2 separate regions of the Mus musculus genome follow, and region 1 is linked to region 2. A link is a loop called in an ENCODE intact Hi-C map of the cell type or tissue named here. Cell type or tissue: left cerebral cortex. All regions are shown on one strand.

Region 1 (2,500 bases), 250 kb before region 2:
GAGGCTGCACTTGACTTCAGTGGCCCCAGTCTAACCACAAGCAGGCCTTTCTGACAGCTCCTGCTCTGTCCTGTGCACTGTTGCATAGTTGGCCTCTCTCCTCTAGCTCGGAGGAGCAAGTGGGCCTGGAGTTAGGTGGTTCCACCTGTGGCTCTGGCCTCTCCACTGGGCTTTGTCCTGTACATCCCCTTTTCTGACCCATTCCTTCACAGTTAAGGTCTCTTAACCTTCAGGGTGCAGATTCCTCCATCTGTGTCTCGCCTTGATGGGTGTGAAGTTAGCACAGATTCCTCTTTCAAATGTCCAGGACCAGCTTCAGCTATGGAGTTTTCCTGATGTCCTGGGGAATCATGAGGCATCTCCTAAACTGCCTCTTCTCTGAGATGTTTGTAGATGGTACCTGGGGTATAGGCATCGTCACTGTCCTACGGACGTTAAGTCTCAGTTCAGAGAGGAGGGACTACGCTCAGGTGTCTGACTGCTCCTCTTGTTCCTTTAGGTCATTGCTTTGTCCGTGGGGAACCGGCCCAGCCTCTCTAACCCCTTCCCTGCTGTGGAGCCCACTGTGGTGAAGTCCATCTGTGCCCCACCATCCAGGCTCACTCTCATGCCTGTCTATGCCCTCCCGCAGCTGGACCTATCCTGCCCATTGCTGCAGCAGAATAAGCAGGTGGTGAGTATGGCCACTCTTGGGGAGGGAGGAGACATTGCCTGGTGGATCGACAAGAGAACCTTAGCTCCCTGCACCCATGCATGGTCTTGACTGTTCTGAGAGCTGGGACTCTATATGCAGGCACCTGAATCTTAACAGCCAGAGCTGTGTGGGGTGTTTCCATTTGCACCTTGCATGAGGGAATCCAGGGCCTGCAAAGGTGGGAGACATTCCAAAGTCCAGTTGCATAGCTGTTCCCAGCTTACAGCGAGACATACATACTTAGCTTCTGGTTTTCTGTTATAGGGGTGGGAAGGTGGCAGGCACTTGTTAGAAGCCAATTTGGAGTTTTGGTCTTTTCCCAGGCTAGTACTAAACAGTTCATCTTCCCTTAATTGTGTGCCCAGTGGAGCCAGTCACAGCCTCAGTCAGCTTCAGCACCATAGGGGAAACTGATGCTCTGTGGAGCTCTGCTGTCCATAACTCATGGGCATTCACTCAGTCCCATGTCTTTGTGTACTGTCAGCTGATGTCAGTGGCTGTCATGTCAGAGCACATGTAGGTCAGGCTGGCTGAGGGGGTGGGGCACAACAGTCCATGGTGTGTTAACTCAAGATGGTGTCATTGGGGTGTGACCTCATCCTAAGTCCAGGAGCTTCTGTAGTAGCCAAGCAAGACACAACCCCTCAGGCCCAGACTCGCTGTTGCCCTCTGCTGGGCACCTGAGGAGCTGTAGAGCCCTTGTGGAGCATCCTGTGGTTTCAGCTGTTCGTGAGGGGTGTTGTCTTTGTGTGTGGTCAGAATGGGACTGGGGGCTGTGAGGAGAGAGGACATCAGCATTGTATTGTCACAGGGCAGGGCATTCCAAAGTAAGTGTCAGGAGGGGAAGAAAGTGCCTGGGGCCTTCAACCAGCGGTGGTGGGGGTAACACCTACAGGTTGGCTTTCCCAGAAGCAGGTCAGTCAACAGGTTCAGTCCTCAGCTCTGGAGTCTCATAGCCCCCGGCCCTGAGTGCATCCAGCTCAGGGATGTGGGAGAAAGTAGCCTCGGCCCTGCATGGAGGAAGGAAGTCATGGTTTCCTCGTCCCTCCAGCACATACTCTGGTATCCCTCCTGTGTACATGGTGGCTAAGGCCAGTTCTGTGGGCTTGGAACCTTCACCTCATAGCCTCATCTCCCCCATCACCATGACCATCTCTGAGGTGGGCAGAGTTGAAAATGCGGAACCAGCTTTATCCGTCTCCAAACCCAGCAGCTGCTCCTCCTAGGGTCTGTGTTTTCCCAAAGTCATCTCAGAGTAGGGCTTGATCACCTCTGTGCATCCAGGCCTCCCACACATCTGAATGAACCTTCTGATGCTGAGTATGTCCATAGCCTTTCCAGCTGTGGGGCGGGTGCTGTGAGCCGGGTCCCTGGTGGGTGAAAGACAGCTCTGCCTTTGATCCTCACCGTCTGGTGGAAGCTTGGTTAGGAGAGCTGTACAGCTGTACAGCCTGGGCCTTGAGGACCAGCCTTCATCTCTCCTGGTGGGGTCAAGCACACCTGTTTCCCCTACTGCTCTGGTGTGGATCTGTGAGGCGGTTTTGCCTTCTCTGGCCCTTGTTCACCCTGGAGCTGAGAATTAATACTCCACCGACCCCCACGTATCTCCTTCACTTGCTTCACTTGTGCCAGTAAGGATGGTTTACAGTAAGAGGTACATCAAGGAGTGGGAAGTGGGGTGGGGGTGGGGGTTACAGACTCAGAACCTGCAGGTGGCTTAAGCCCCAGTGTCTGCTGCAGAATCAATGACCGTCTCTTTTGTTTTGTTTTGTTTTTGACCTTGGATTGGGGTGCTCAGAGAAAGAC
Region 2 (2,500 bases):
ACAGAGCAACTCAATCAAGGAGAGAGAGTGGACCAGTTTACCATGTGCTAAGCCTACATAAATCTGAATTATTCCTATGACAGCATTCTTCTGGGGAGGGGGGCTCTCATGGAAAGACTGGCCATTCCTAGAGCCCCCTGTATTTTGGCTACCCAGCTGCTTCAGCAGTTTCTACGCTGCATACAAGGACACTTCGCCAGATGAATGAGTTCCTCCTCATCTGGCCTCTGTCCCTCTTTGCTGTGTAACCTTCCATAAGTTTTTCATTGCCTCTGAGATCCATTTTCTCTGTAATAAAAGAACAGAACTCAAGAGTGAAGCCTCCCTCTTCCCCCAACTTCAGTGGGTCTGAGAAGCTAAAAGAATGGAACAAAGAAAATAGCCTGGCAACTGCCACCCTCATCCAGAGGGTTCACACTCTCACTACCTTCCCTGGAGGCAGCTTTGCAAGTGAAGACTCAGGCCAAAGTGCTGGCTGGGCCACCCTGTGTCTGTTAGTCCTAAATGAATGAGGACCCCCTCCACCTACCCCACCCCCCCACCCTCGTGCCTCCTCAGGATTTGATGTGTGCATAACAAGCTATGTCAGTTACTGTATGTGGTCAGCCCTCCTGAACCAGTTACACAACTGTCATGATCCCATTTTACAGTATCACATCTGAAATTCCCAGGAGACACTCTGCTTGCTGAAGTCTCATGGCCCCTAACTCCAGGACACAAGATCTCCTGAGTTCTTAGTTTAGTGGCTCCTATGTTTCCATGCCAGGGACGGGAAAGCTGCCCTGGAAAGCAATGCCATCATTACATTCTTCGGGCTGCGAGTGCATTTTAGCAACAGATTTCCAGGTTTCCAGTGAGGGCCAGAAGGAGCCACCTCATTGGTCTCAGCGCCAGGGCTCTTGGTTTTGCAGCCGCACCCACAGGGCGGCCCTGTTTGATGCTGCAGTTGCCATGGCAACGAGCACTTTGGCGATTGGTCCAGCGAGGCCGCACTACGTTGCTCCTGGAAGGAGGGGGCGCTCCTGCACTCCTGTCCCTCCTCCGGATGCTGCGAGAGCAAACCGGCACAGACACCCCCCTCCTCCAGCCCTCCCCTCCTCATCCCAGCGCACTGCCACCCCGGATGTGCGGGAGGGAAAATTCCCAAGGAAGTCCCAGGTAGCAGCGAGGCAGACGCCCCCGCCCAACCTGGCGACCATGGTGACTCGACGTCTTCCCAGGCTTCTGGGCACAGTGTAAACCCTGCGTAGGAGGACCTGTTTGGAGCCCCCTGCCACATTACATCCAGCATATCTAGATGAACCTGCCAGTCCTGGGAAAGTGACTGCCCTTGGCTTTCATTTTCTTCCTTTCCACCTCGCTTGAGCATCCTGTTCCTCCTCTGAACCACCTTGAGCCTCCTCAGCCCAGGCAGGAGAGAGAAGGAAATCAGACTTGGGCAGGATGGCTTGCCGAAGACGCTATTTGTGAGTATGCAAGACAAGTTTATCCTAAAGCCTGAGGCAGAAAGGACCACTACTCATGTTGAAGTGAGGGGCTTGGTGGAGGTGGGGTGGCTGCTCTGCAGGTGGCGTCCAGGGGGAGCAAGCTTTCGTCCAATGTTTGTACCCCTGCGGCAAAGGCAGTGTTGTTGATGATGAGGGGGAAAAGAATCTTAGTCAGCAAGTCTTCCTTGAGCTGTGAAAGTCCCCTACTGAAGCAGGCACCCTCCTCCTAATCCACATCCACAAATGAGGGTCCCAGACTCATGGCCGTGGTCTAGGCTTTTGTCAGTGCCCTTGACAGACCTATTTAGGGAAAGCTTTGATACTCAGCAAGCCCATGGCTTGCACCCAAGCCAGGTGGAAGGCCAGCAGCAGGCTGAGATAGTGGCAGGAGATGGCCTTCTCCATAGACAGGTGAAGGTGGCAGCAGTGTCCAGCTGTCAAGCACAGGTGTAATGTGCCGGTACTGAGCACCCGTCTGCTGGGCCTGATGCCAGCAGCGGAGGTGGTGAAAGTCGGGCTTAGGGTGGTGACATCACGGGACTGGGTATTTATGGAAGCAAAGCTGTGCTTAGTGAAGCCAGGCTTCCCAGGGGGCAGTGGGATTCAAATGCCAGCTTCCTTCTAGGCTCTCTGGGGGCTCTGCTGGTGCTGTTCTGGGAAGAGAAACCTTTGCCCTATGTGGGCACTCTAGGCCCTGGGGACTGAATGAGACTTGGGTCTGGTCTCAGTCTGCCCTAGTACTACCTGCTCAGTGCTTGGAAGCTGATAGAGACAGTTTGGTAATCTTGGACCTTTCAAGGTTTAAAAGCAAGGCATGACGTTCTTGAATTGGGATCAGCCACCAGGACTAGGAGAGGAGGCTTGCAACAGTTTTTAGGAGGTCATCTGGGAAATTCAAACTCTCTTCAGACTGGCTTTGAACTCCAAGAGGCCCCCAAGCCCCATCAAGGGCCCTCTGAGCCCTCCTTAGGCCTTGCCTCCTCCCCTCCTGAGAGGGGCGGATCCCATGCTAA

Evidence for each region. Peaks named below come from ENCODE experiments on the same cell type or tissue, not always from the same donor. Only the 100,000 strongest peaks of a DNase experiment are listed, where the experiment ranks them.
Region 1: it touches region 2 in a loop (2.6-fold over the local background); 11 of 42 quality-filtered maps call a loop at or near these places.

Annotation. Positions count from the first base shown.
Region 1 is chr6:91,058,735-91,061,234 of GRCm38, reverse strand. Nup210 (nucleoporin 210) reads left to right here. Exons shown (of 40, transcript NM_018815.2): 16 at 500-673. Among named protein-coding and RNA genes, the nearest start is that of Gm38860, 50 kb to the right of the region's middle. In left cerebral cortex, a CTCF peak has its summit at 1,366 (motif pointing left); a DNase peak (open chromatin) is centred at 1,288.
Region 2 is chr6:90,808,734-90,811,233 of GRCm38, reverse strand. It overlaps Iqsec1 (IQ motif and Sec7 domain 1), which reads left to right and starts at 1,111. Exons shown (of 14, transcript NM_001134384.1): 1 at 1,111-1,466. The coding sequence starts at 1,444. In left cerebral cortex, a CTCF peak has its summit at 1,003; DNase peaks (open chromatin) are centred at 1,018, 2,010 and 2,457; H3K4me3 peaks cover 1,878 bases; H3K27ac peaks cover 2,494 bases.